Linked DNA regions of Homo sapiens: all the other regions are linked to region 1. Evidence: chromatin contacts called from ENCODE Hi-C or POLR2A ChIA-PET data. All regions are on one chromosome and are shown on one strand. The core of a region is the stretch at or near the end of the contact, and the rest is flanking DNA. Distances in the headings are between cores, read along the strand shown. Region 1 overlaps SMYD3 (SET and MYND domain containing 3). Region 2 has its middle 7.8 kb from the start of MIR3916. Region 3 holds the start of ADSS2 (adenylosuccinate synthase 2).

Region 1 (4,687 bases), core at 1,825-4,324:
ACTGAGATGAAATCACCCAAGACTTTTGGGACTGTCTACCAAAAATCACACAACCAAGTCAGAGCCAGAACCCAGGTTTTCTAACTATGATAGTTGTGTTACTGTTGTGCCATCCTGTCTTCTGAGATGTTGGCCCATCTTCATCAGAAAACTTTGATCTGGAGCTGTCGGGAGCCGTAGAATAACAGAGCAAGCATGGATGTCTTGGCTTGCCTAACACTGCTCCTCACTTAGTGTAAAGAGCTCTTGGCCGGGCATGGTGGCTCATGCCTGTAATCCCAGCCCTTTGGGAGGCTGAGGCAGGTCAATCACTTAAGGCCAGGAGTTTGAGACCAACCTGGCCAGAGTTTGTTTGTTTGTTTTTTGTTTGTTTGTTTGTTTGTTTTTTGAGAAACTCCATCTCTCCTTAAAAAAACAAAAACAAAACCCAAAAAATTAGCTGGACATGGTGGCACACGCCTATAATCCCAACTACTTGGGAGGCTGAGACGTGAAAATCGCTTGAACCTGGGAGGCGGAGGTTGAAGTGAGCTGAGATCATGCCACCAAACTCCAGCCTGGGAGACGGAATGAAACTCTGTTTCAAAAAAACCAAACAACAACAAAAAAGAGTTCTTAATGCTCCTGAAAGTTATTATCTAGCCTCTGCTTAAATACTGGTTCATGAGATAGCCCACTCCCCCAGGGTGGTGATCCCAGATATACTACCCTTTGATTTCTGTCCCAGTTCTTCTATTTGGGGTCTGGAGCACCTATGATGTGTCAGTCACTGTACTATATGAAAGAGATACAAAGTAGGATAAAATGTAGCTTCTTCTTTCTAGGAATAACCCTAGTAGTAAAAGAAACAGACAAGTAAATCAGCAATGATGGTTCAGTGGGGTAAGTGGTATTGTTAGGGGTATGTACTTTGCTACGGAGGAGGAGAACCTAAATCAGACTGGAGAATGAGGAAAAGCTTCCTGAAGGAGGCAACCCTTGAGCTAAGTTTTGGAGTAGGAGATAGATGAAGCAAGAGAAAGGGCAGTCACACGAATGAAAGAGCCTGTGGAAAGTACATTCATCAGCACAGCACTTTAGAAAATGGTGTATGGTGTTCTGTAGGGCTGGAAAAAGGGAGATTTGTGGCCGGTGATGAGAGGAAGGGTGAGGAAAGGATGCAGAGGCCAGATTGTGAAGGGCCTTCATGGATAAGCAGTCTGCATCGTGTATGATTGTATTGTCAGAATGTTATTTTATAGCTCATTCCTCTTAAGATGCTTTCAGATTTAACTTGTCCTGCTTTGGAACATGAGGATCAGAAAAACCTGGATTCAATATCTGGCACCACTTAAGCCTCTTTGAGCCTTAGAAGCCTCGTTTGTGAAATGAGGGTGATAGTAGCTTCTCCCAACTTTCGTGGTAAAAAAAGAATCTAGACAGGCACCTCATAAAGTGCTGGGCTCATTGCAGATAGAAAACCCGCTTGTTTCTCCCCCCCGCTTTTTTTTTCTCAAAGTCTCTGAATAATTACATTCAGCGTCCCTACCTTGTCTGCTAGGAGTTCTAACATTAGATTAACATTTTCTTGCAAGAATTCTGTCATTTTTTAAACCTAACCACACAATTCTACATTTTGGAGTGAAGGTAAGCCCAAAGTAAAGGTTTCCCTTATTACTTTTTATGGCTTGATAGAGAAAATAATGAGGAAGGTAAGTTATGACTTTTCCACATATCCTGTTTTACCAGGCCAAGAGTTAGATGATGAGGATACTCAGAAGGCAAAGAAAGTAGACAAAAGGTCAGGGAAGCTATTTAATTTGGTTGACGTATATGGAGGAAACAGTACTGATATGACAGATACGTTTTGTTTGAAAAAGCATTTTGTGCCTACTCAAGTATAGACACAATATATCCTGAGCAGCGAGTGGGCATGAATCCAAGCGGGTGTAAGAAATACAGCAACGCTAGGGAAGATTCAGAAAAGAAAGAGTTGAGTTATTTTAGTGAAATGATAGCTCAAGTTAGAGAAGTGCATGCTGAGAGAAACGTTGACGTTAAAGAGTAAGGACTGGCCACATTTTAATTTCCTCTAAGGATCTTTTCTAAGAGAGGAGAAAGAAATGTTACAGTGGAAGTGAGTGTAGTAGGTGATGGGAAAGGGAAAGGGGGAAGATTGAATATTGAAAACAGGAATGAAGGAAAGGGTGACATGTCAGCTTTATTTTTACTTCTATTGTGTGTCAAAGCGATGGTCTTTCTTTTTTTAGCTAGTCAGGTCTAAACTGTAATAAAATGAAGTCAGAGTGAGATGAACCGAATAATACTCAATTTCATGGAAAATCTTATCTGTAGTTGGCAGTCGTCTCTTTACTTTTGGATTTAATTCCTTTTCATCATTTTCTGTATCAGTTCTTTTGAGAGTAGTTGGCTGGTGCTGCAGATGAATACATGCCTATTGGTGGTTTGGTATAATTTGTCTTACATTGCATCTTCACTGGCAGTGTTAGCCTGATGATTCGTTTCTAGTTTAGCAAAATGAGAATTAGTTTAATAAGATGTTGAGATGGTGATCAGTTTTCCAGGGGTTTGGTTCTGCTCAAGAGCTGGCATCCAATATGCCAAAAAGGCAATAAGCAGGGTGGATCAACTGCCTTAAGATGGGTATGCAATGTTCAAACCAAAGGATGGCATAGTGAGAGACAAATCATTGCTCCAACAGAATGGAAGAAGTTGCTGGAAGATGACTTCGCTGGCAGGCAAGGAAGGAAATCAAGAAGTCAGTTTTTACCACCATCACTAAACCCTTCCCAGAGTACCGAAGCAGGCTCATACCCAGGGGAGTAGGGGAGTAGTACAGGAGGAGGAGGAGAAGTAGAAGGAGGGAGACAAAGACAGGGAGAGGGAATTAGCTGAGGCTGGGGAGACAGAGAGTCACAAGAGAAGAAAGGAATTCTTGTGAACTACAGTGGTTTGTAGGACTCAAAAGTAAGCAGGTGGAATTAACCTCATAAAAAATAATGCTCTGCCTGCCTCGCTAGGGGTAGGCACCCAACACGTCACACGTCCTGTTTTGCTCCCTCACTTGTGTCAGCTCAGATTATTTCCTGCCTGTCCACTGCTAGCCTTTTGTGGCTGAATATCAGATCTTGACTGAGCATCTGAGCATGTGCTGGCCTCTATGGATGAGGAAGCCACAATGAATCAGACATAACTTTTCTTCTCAAATTCGTTTATCTTAAAAAGCATTTATTGTAGAGAGTATACTATGTGCCATATACATTAGTAGGTGCTAGTATAGAAAATACCAAGAGGCTGAATACTGTGGCTCACGCCTATAATCCCAACACTTTGGGAGGCCCAGGCAGGAGGATTGCTTGATCCCAGGAGTTTGAGACCAGCCTGGGCAACAAAATGAGACCCCATCTCTGAAAAATGAAAAAATAGAAAATAATGTTATCTATTTGTATAACCTAGTAATGAACATAGGGTCATTTGTAATTTTTTGCATTTACAAACAGTGTTCCTATGGAAATTCTCTTCATAAGCGCCTCCTAGAAGACACATCAAGAGGTCTGTCAGCTATAAACTATAGCAACATGCATCAACATAAATGAATCTTAGGATATAATGTTGAGCCAAAAAAAAAAAAAACCCAAAACAAATTGCAAAATCATCAATGCAGTATGATTCCATCTGTAAGTAGCCAAAAGTATGCAAAGCTAAACATACAATATGTTGCTTAGTGCCTCCTTATCCATGGGGGATACATTCCAGTACCCCAGAGGGTGCCTGACACCATGGATAGTACTGAACCTCATGTATACTGTTTTTTCTTATGTATACATACTTACAATAAAGTTTAATTTATAACTTAGGCACAGTAGATTAACAACAATAATACTAAAATAGAACAATTATAACAATATACTGTACTATCTATACTCAGGTATCAGGTAAATCTATTTGGATGTAGGAAAGTTTCTTGAAGGAGGTGACATTTAAGCCGGATCCTAAAGGATGAATAAAATTATGAGCGATCGCAGTAGTGAAAAAGATATTTTTAAAAGAGGAAACTATGAATAAAGATATAAAAGCTATGACCTGGCAATCATATGCCAAAAAAAAAGAAAAGACATAAAACCACATGGGCGGCCAGGCGCGGTGGCTCATGCCGGTAATCCCAGCACTCTGGGACGCCAAGGCAGGAGATCGAGACCATCCTGGCTAATGCGGTGAAACCCCGTCTCTACTAAAAAATACAAAAAAAAATTAGCCAGGTATGGCGGCGGGCACCTGTAGTCCCAGCTACTCAGGAGGCTGAGGCAGGAGAATGGCGTGAACCCGGGAGGCGGAACTTGCAGTGAGCTGAGATCGCGCCACTGCAGTCCAGCCTGGGCGACAGAGCGAGACTCAAACAAAAACAAAAACAAAACACCACATGGGCCCACAACCTGACTTGGGAATGACAGAGAAGCCAGGATAACTGAAATACGTGTTGGGTGCAGGGAAACACAGGATGGGAGTAGATTATAGGGGGCGTTTGATGTCACACGAGAGAATTTTGTCTTTATTCTGCAACTACTGGGTAGATCTCCTGTTTCTCTTTTGTAAAATCAAATCTGTTTTTAAAAAAGATTTATCTGATGACAATTTAAAGAATGGTTTGGAAAAAGACAGGGACCAGAGAGATTGACTTGGAAAGTTG
Region 2 (4,045 bases), core at 198-2,697, 1.3 Mb before region 1:
CAAATACCAATATCAGAAGTTTGTTTAATCTATTTTCTGTATATCTAAACTTTGGAAGTCAAAGCTGTGGAAGACCTGAAGACTGGGGATTAGGTCCTCCTGGGGGCTCCATTGTTCTTTTTTTGACTGTCTGATTTTTGGGAGGAAGATGGACAGCAGGCGGGGCAGCAATGGTCTACCTGTGGACACTCTCTTTTTGCAGCCCTTGCTCTCTCTAGGGCCCTGTCCCTTCAGCCTTTGGCCTGGGGAGAGACGTTGATAAGGAGGACCGATCTTTCACTGCTGGAAGGAAATGAGGGTTCAGACCGTTCACCTCCCTCAGAGCTGCACGGCAGTGTGACAGCCACTGGCCATGTGTGAGTACTGAGGGCCTGGAATGTGGCTGAACAGAGACGTGCTGGGAAGGTGAAATACAGAGTGAGTTTCACAGATTGACTACCGAAAATTATATAGTTCATTAATATATTGATGAATATTGAGATATTGATCATACATTGAAATGATAATATTTTGAATATATTGGGTTAAATAAATTATTACAATCAGTTTCACCTGTTACTTTTAATGTTTAAAAGGTGGCTACTAGGAAATTTAAAATTCACACGTGGCTTACATTTTATTTCTTAAAGGATTGCCTCCCTTTTTGAAATTTCAGGCTGCCTGATCAAACTACCAGAGGCCAGAAAGGTCATAAAATCTGAAATGTTAAAATCATTGCCATTATATTGTTTTCATTTGTGAATAACATATATATATTATTTATAAATGGATATAACCTTATACAAAAGGTTAAATGAAAATGCCCCCTGGGCTGGGCCAGGCCCAGCGCAAGCAGGAAGCCCTGCATGAAAAGGCTGCAGCCAAGAACCTGTCACTTTGTCGCCCTCAGCCCAGCGTCCGATCACATCCTCCGTCACTCAGGGACTGAGGGGGCGGGGCCTGGAGCCCTATCCAATCAGGGGCGCTGACGTAGGAACCGTCCAATCGGGCGTGCAGCCGGACAGAAGGGCGCGGCTTCCGGGATCTGGCGGGGCCTTCGTCTCTCCTGCCAGCCTCAGCTGGGTCGTCTTCTGTGCTCGGCGTGCTTTGCTCGGGGAAGCTCAGGTGGCCGCCACAGCCTCTTGCCCTCTGACCTGCAGGTATCAGGAGATCCATAGCTAAGCAGCCTGGACACCCGGGAAGCTGGGAAATGGTGAGTATGTGGGCGGGGTCCCGAGGTGGGCAGGGGGCTGATGGAAACGGGCTGGAACTGGCTGTGGCGGCCCCAGGCCTCCCCACAGCTGCCTCCGGAGTCTGCAGACCCGAGACCCCGCTGGACCCGCCCGGCCCTCAGCTTCCCCTGGCCTCAGGATGTGGGCTGGGCCGCCAGCCTCACCCGGCGTCCGGTCCGCTTCTGCGCTCGACTTCCGCCCGGCGCGTCCCCTCGCTGGCAGCTGTGCGGTGGCGACGGCAGGGGCCTGGGGGAGAGCCCCGACCCAGGAGGAGCCACTGCGTGGGAGGAGCTGTGGGCTGTGGGGTCCCAGGCCCTCCTTTCTCCTGGTAAAAATGAAAAGGGAATCAAGGTTTAAACGTTAAAGAGATTATTTGAGCAAAGAGCTGTTCATCAATGCAGAGCGCCCAGTCATGGTTTGTGGGTGCTTGGAGCAAAGGCTTTTGTAAGGGGCATAAGGAAGCGAACCAAATTCAGAACTTGGTTACAGTTACAGTTGTGGAGTCGCCTTATGTGGACTGTCCAGGTGGAAATTTCCTGGTTATTTAATGAGAGGTTAATTGGAGGTTTGTGGTTGGTTCAGGCTGAAAATCGTTTCTTCCTAAGGTAGTAATTTACAAGACATGTATTTCAGTTAGATTTTTTTCCTTAGGAACCGATGGTCCTAGTGCTACTTCAGTCTAATTGATTGCTAGTTAATTATTTTAAACACTCCAGAGGGGGACTGGTTTTCCACTGCGTTTCCAAATGTGTGGCAAGCACGGTCTCACATCCACCATCCTGTCCCCCCAGCCTGTGTGTCCTTTATTGTACATTTCACACACAGTGTTTTCATCATTTTTTCACAGAGCATTGGATGGCACTTTTTTTAGACATCTGTTTTCTGTTTGTAAACATTTTATGTGAGCAGAGAAGAATCACCTGACACACTGCTTTAAAAAAAATCTTTGTGTCTCTTCTTTTATCTTCCCCAGGCACAGACACCTTATCGGAATGTCTTTGGTTTGAGGTTCTGCTTTGGAAATTTTACAAGGTCATGTGTCCTCAGCCACCCTCCAGTCTTTTTCTGTGCCTGGGTTTCATAATTGTCTGGGGGTGACCCATCTCAAGGCATGTTTAGTGAACATTAGCACGTTGTTCCTTTCCTCCCAGAGGACAGCCTCAGTGATGGAGGTGGAGCCTCTTAAGGGAGCAGATGGATGCCCTGGGGCTGAGAGGAAGCTGGTCCTACCCTTCATTTACAAAGCTAACCCCTTAGGACATGCAGATTGTCTTCACCCAACTCCAGCGTCTGTTCCTTGGGGACACATTGCTGGTCAGCCAGTTGGATGCTGATATTGAGAAGAAAAAACAGAAATGATTTCTGACATCTGGATTCTCTCAGACTTGTGAAGGGGGAAAAACTGTTCCAAAGGACAAGGAAGACCCACTGCAGTGAGGGGGCGCGAGAATCTGCAAAGTCAAGCCACTTGGGGCACCCAGTGGGGCACAGTGTGGTGGCTCCTGGGCAAGGCGGGAAGGTGGTCAGTGAGCAGTATGGAAACAGAGGAAGGTCCCAAGTGATAGGACGGCCTGACTTGGCACTTGAGTCAGATTTGTCTGTGTTCCAATCAGCATTGCCACTTCCTGGGTTTTACACCTTGAAACATTTTTTTCACTTAATTCAACCTTAGTTTTTTATTAACTGTCAATTGCATTTTAACAGTAGAGTTTCAAAGGTAAGAAAATGTTTAAGAGGTGGATTTCAGAAAAGACATTACATATATAGTCAAATATTCACTTGTTAAAAATTCTGATTTACCTTTTTCTTCCCTAGAGTATAGTAAGTTTGTCAGGCCTGTTCCTTTTTAGGGGTGATTTTAAACAGAATCCCAGGGCGTAGCTGTGGGAATGCTACCAGGGAAAGTAATAGGGAAAATCCTCTTCCAGTATGGCTATAGGAAATGAATACATTTCCACAAAAAAAGTAGTAGATTAATTGGTGAATTACATTGCTTCATCAAAATATTAGTTCCTCTTTTTTGCAGGGTAGAGGACTTGTGGAGTTGATATCTCTATTATCTAGATGTCTGAGTTTAATACTGAATTTTACAAGATGGGACTTGGCATCTCCTAGATATGTTCATATGTGATTGTTTACTGAATGATTTGAATTACGGAAATAATGTGACATGTTTATTGTCTGAAACTGATAGAGAGTTTTGCTTTTTCTATTGAGGTATACAATGTAAGTGCCTTATAATTTTATTCTCTTAAATAAACACTGTGTTTGAGTGATTTTGCTGGATTCTTCAAACACTGAGCATTTTCTCATTTACAACTAAGTGAATAACCCTGACTGGGAAATAGAAGTCGGAGCCCAGTGACTCTAAGCCAAGGCCAATCTTGAGCCTGCAAAACAAGGTCATTGAAGACCCGGTTAGTTCTTACTGGGGAGCCTCCCCTGCAGGTGTCCCAGCCTGCACACCCCAACATGAAAGGAGCACTTTATACTGAGAGGAGCTATAGAGCCCTAGAGAGCTGGGATCCACAGGCAGATGCTGTTGGGGTCGGAGTCTGGAGGCTCTTTCTGAGGATGGAATTGTTATTGTTCTGGGGCTGTTTCTAGACTTTGTCAAATAAAACAAATTCACATTTAGATAAGAAGTTACTTACTTCAAAGGAGTATTACAACAGAGGGAAAGCACCAACTATATCTTCCAGGATCTCAAAGTTTAGGCAGACAAGGGCTTTCTTTCGTTTGGAGGAACAAACCAGAGTAGAAAGGTGAGAGTGAGAGGACAAGATGCAGGGTGGCAAATCAGATCCTAGATTAGAGAAAGTTTGACTCCCAAA
Region 3 (4,120 bases), core at 957-3,456, 1.5 Mb after region 1:
TTCCATCAGCAACCTCTTCTGAGATCCCTTCCACATATACAAACGCACACAAAGACGAGAGGACAGAAGGCGTTCCCAATCAGATCCCTAACCAAGAACTCCGGGAGTATCCCTTCCAAACTATCCTCCTATTCTCCTTCTGAGAAACCTCCTTGAAATCTTCCTGATTCAGGAGAAGTCTCCCAAACCTGGACTCTTCCTACTAGTTAGAAAGAGCCAAATGAGACCCCCCCAGGAGCCGAACAGACACCCTGCAATGGGGCTACAGACACCTCACCATAGGGCTACAGAACCAGTTGGGAGAAAGGAGGCGTTGGCAGCACCTAGGATACTCACCAATCCAGACACCCTGCCCTGCAATGGGGCTACAGACAGACACCCTGTGATAGGGTTACAGTTAAGGGACGTCTCCCCGGGGCTATTTCTCCATTGCAATTAAATCCATGCACACTGGGTTGGCAGCACCCCACCAGTAGAGAGAGTACCAGAGTCAGCCCCCAGTCCAAGAGAACTGGGTGGCCGCTTGGGCAGGCTTCTGGATCCATTGCTGGAGGGGGGCCACTGAACCACGAGTAGGTAGCCACAAAGGCAATGCCAGACAAGCCCCCAAATTTGTAACCGCCCAAGGGGTTCACCTTGTCCACTGCCTAGACAGAGCCAATTCATCAAGACAGGCAAATGGCAATAGAGAAAGAGTAATTCATGTAGAGCTGGCTGTGCAGGAAACCAGAGTTTTATTATTACTCAAATCAGTCTCCCATAAATGATTTTAAAAAATTGAATGGAAATGACTAGTAAGGTGTGCTTATTCAGTATCTACTATCTGCCCAACACTACCTCGGGCATTTGACTAGAAAGAAATAGATGGCATTCTTGTTTCCAAAATGTTTGTGATCTTGTAATAAGGCCAAGATAGACAACAATTATCACATAGTATTATAATTGTTTACTAATCAATAGACCAAATAATTTGAATCCTTGAGGGCTGAATTGTATCTTTATTTCTCCTATGTTATCAGTGCCCAGGACACTTAGTTAGTTAATAGCAGGTTCTCAATGTTCCTGACTTAACTCATTGACTAGAAATAAAATACTAAAGTGTACTCTAGGGACCATTAGTGAACATACAGTATGTACAGGCGATTTGGGAGACGGTACATATAATGTGATTCCATTCCCACTTTTTTTCGAAGCACCTTTTATCAGAATTAAACATCATAGTTAATTTGTGTTGGTGTCGAAAGGGCATTAGATGAACAGTAGGTATACACCAGAATCTAGTTACAAATGTAACTGAGAGACAGTGGAATCTACAGGAAGGACATGGGCTCTGGACTTAGATTATCGAAGTACCAATTCAAGCCTCACTAGGGCAAGTTACCCAGCTTTTAAATCCTGTAAAATAAGGATAATAGAGGATCACCTACCTTATATGGTTGTGGGGATTAAAAAATAAAGAAGTGCATGACGGTATCTGCATATATGTACTATATGCGACATAGGTAATCCACTCCTCCTCTCTGAGCCTTTGTTACTACTATGTAAAATGAGGATTAGGACTTTATTTGATCTATTGATTTCAGGTCTCATGTCCTTTATCTTATTGCCTTACTTTTGAATTTTGTCTTTTTTGATCCCTGTCCCCATCTCTGTTACTTCCGGACTTTTAATTTCCAATTCTACACTTACACGTTCCGATTTTATGCTGTTTGTACTGCGAAATTCCACAGTTTGTATTTTGTACACATTCATTCCTTAATAAAGACAAATCCAGACAAACCTGCAGATGGCAGACACAGTGGCCCCAGAATACACCGCCGCAGCCCAGAGCGTTGCATGCTGGGATTTGTAGTCCGACGCTCCACACGCGCTTCCGCGCCTCTCCAGTTTGAAAGCGAGAGGTAGAGCGGGTAGGCGGGGTGCTGAAGGAGAAGCGCTCTCGAAGCCCCGCCCCTGACCTTTTCCGCTCGCGAGGTTTGCACGGGAGTGGCGCGCCAGGCCGCGGAAGGGGCGTGGCCTCGGTCCGGGGTGGCGGCCGTTGCCGCCACCAGGGCCTCTTCCTGCGGGCGGTGCTGCCGAGGCCGGCCTGCGCGGGGCAGTCATGGTACCCCCTTGAGCGGGCTGTGGCGGAGAGCGGGGCGGGGACTGGCTGGAGGGTGGCGGCCCGGCGGGGCGGGGGCGGGGCCGGCCTCTGGCTCCTTCTTCCTCTGCATGTGGCTGGCGGCCGCAGAGCAGTTCAGTTCGCTCACTCCTCGCCGGCCGCCTCTCCTTCGGGCTCTCCTCGCGTCACTGGAGCCATGGCGTTCGCCGAGACCTACCCGGCGGCATCCTCCCTGCCCAACGGCGATTGCGGCCGCCCCAGGGCGCGGCCCGGAGGAAACCGGGTGACGGTGGTGCTCGGTGCGCAGTGGGGCGACGAAGGCAAAGGGAAGGTGGTGGACCTGCTGGCGCAGGACGCCGACATCGTGTGCCGCTGCCAGGTGAGGCGACGGGGCCTCTCATGGGAAGCCGGGCCCGGGAGCTCGGGCTGCCTGGCTCCTGGTGCCCGGGAACTCGGACCCAGAACCCGGATCCACTGGCCAAAATGAGGTGTCACCTTGAGGCTCTCTCCTCCTGTCCTGAGCTGCGGCTACGTGGAGAAATGGCGGGAGGTCGGGGACCCCTGACCTGGAGCGTCGGGTGAAACTTGGGGTGGCCCTGGAGGAAGAGGTGGGCTGGCGGGGAGCCTTTGAGAGATGCGCGATGCCTGGCAGTTGCAGTTTTGCGTCTGGCGAGTGGTGCTCAGCGCCGGGACTGAGGCCGGGGTGGAGGTGGGATGCGGTCCGAGTTTGAGGAGCTACCGCCCGAGGCCTGCTCCCAACTCTTCCGACTGCGGGCGGAGACCCGGCGCGACGGCAGAACCCCCCATCACCGCCCCCCCGCCCCGCCCAGGGCGGCGGAGTGGGAGTGGATTGTTTCGAAACGTCCTGAAATCAGACTCACCGATCCCCCATCTGCAGGACCGTGGCATGCAGTGCTTTGCTTCCTCTGGTCCACTTTGTTGACATCCAAACCCACCCACCTCTGGGCTTTGGACTGTTGTTTTAGGGCCCTGAGTTTCTTGTTTTTGTTTTTGTTTTTACAGTGTGCTCCATACATGAAAGTTAAGGAGAAATTACTTTTACTAGTTGGTCCCAGAGGAAGGAATCCCTTCTCTGTTCAAAAAAAGTGAGGGAAGTAAATACATGGATGTCAAATTGAGTATTTGGAAATAAATATTTGCATTGTTAAGGTGACATCGAAAGTGAACTTTCGGAAAACGAGGTGGTAATGTACTTCTAACGGGAGACACGTGGTTTTCAGTGTAACCTTTCTTCCTATTTGTCGTTTCCTTTGACGCAGCATACAGGGTAAGGCCTTTGTAAAGGCTCTCAGATAACTCTCTCCAGTTTCAAAATTCTAAGCAGATGAGCAATAACCACTTTCAAAACAAAGCATAATGTAATATTTGAAGTTAACTGCTATCTGTTTAGGTTGCAAGAATATTTGTTTTTGAACATGCATGGCATGATATGATGGTGCCATGCTGTATATGTTCTAGTAAGTTATAGGCCCCCTTGAATACCATTTTGAGCATGCAGAAACAATGAAATCACAGGTATGTTAAAAAGCTAAATGCAAATACTGCAAATATTCTCTGATTTACCTTGTTTCGTTTTGTTTTGTTTTCATTTAGAAATCCACCCTGCCCATTCTGAAATAGCTGTTGCACTAATTGCCTCTTAGGAAACTGTCACTACCACCTCTCCCTCCTTCCCTTCCAGCCTATTATTTCTCCACCCCTCTGGCAACACACTTTGTACCTTAGCAATCTTCAGGGTGTTGCCATTAAATTCCTGCCCCGCACTTTCTTAGGAAATACTCCAGAAATCCAGCCTTTACCTACCTTTTGTCTTACATTCAGATCTGGTCATGCTGTGGGGAAGACGTATCCGAATACCGAGCTTTCTTGCTGTCGACAGCGGGAGAGAGGCTGAGGCCTGTGTGTCTCCTTCACTGACATCTTGACATCTCGTTAATATGGAAATAGCTCAGGTTGAGCTACACTATGGGTTGTAAGAAGGTTTGGAGAACACAACCA

The links. Hi-C counts contacts between places; a loop is a spot of excess contacts on that map. ChIA-PET counts read pairs that join two places held with the same protein, here RNA polymerase II (POLR2A). Pooled maps may share reads with other maps.
Region 2: a loop to region 1 is called in a pooled map, with 17 times the contacts of the local background. The contact joins two enhancer-like sites. A Hi-C loop is called at or near these places in 1 of 37 single-sample maps with no recorded cell type and 7 of 50 pooled maps. POLR2A ChIA-PET finds 5 or more read pairs at or near these places in 1 of 52 experiments (OCI-LY7).
Region 3: a loop to region 1 is called in a map of naive thymus-derived CD4-positive, alpha-beta T cell, with 7 times the contacts of the local background. The contact joins the promoter of ADSS2 here to the enhancer-like site in region 1. A Hi-C loop is called at or near these places in 2 of 168 maps with a recorded cell type or tissue (both naive thymus-derived CD4-positive, alpha-beta T cell), 1 of 37 single-sample maps with no recorded cell type and 7 of 50 pooled maps. POLR2A ChIA-PET finds 5 or more read pairs at or near these places in 1 of 52 experiments (naive thymus-derived CD4-positive, alpha-beta T cell).

The regions. Positions count from the first base shown.
Region 1 is chr1:245,954,823-245,959,509 of GRCh38, reverse strand. All of the region lies in intron 5 of SMYD3 (SET and MYND domain containing 3), which reads left to right. Among named protein-coding and RNA genes, the nearest start is that of SMYD3-AS1, 150 kb to the left of the region's middle. Within about 2 kb of position 3,074, at least 3 of the 41 ENCODE cell types and tissues checked have a DNase peak (open chromatin) inside an H3K27ac peak, as active enhancers do.
Region 2 is chr1:247,207,838-247,211,882 of GRCh38, reverse strand. No RefSeq gene overlaps it. Among named protein-coding and RNA genes, the nearest start is that of MIR3916, 7.8 kb to the right of the region's middle. RefSeq lists silencers at 825-1,084, 1,225-1,434 and an enhancer at 919-1,418. Within about 2 kb of position 1,447, at least 35 of the 41 ENCODE cell types and tissues checked have a DNase peak (open chromatin) inside an H3K27ac peak, as active enhancers do.
Region 3 is chr1:244,449,995-244,454,114 of GRCh38, reverse strand. ADSS2 (adenylosuccinate synthase 2) reads left to right here and starts at 2,206. Exons shown (of 13, transcript NM_001126.5): 1 at 2,206-2,480. The coding sequence starts at 2,298. It also overlaps a transcript of CATSPERE not described here. RefSeq lists silencers at 1,817-2,306, 2,747-3,026.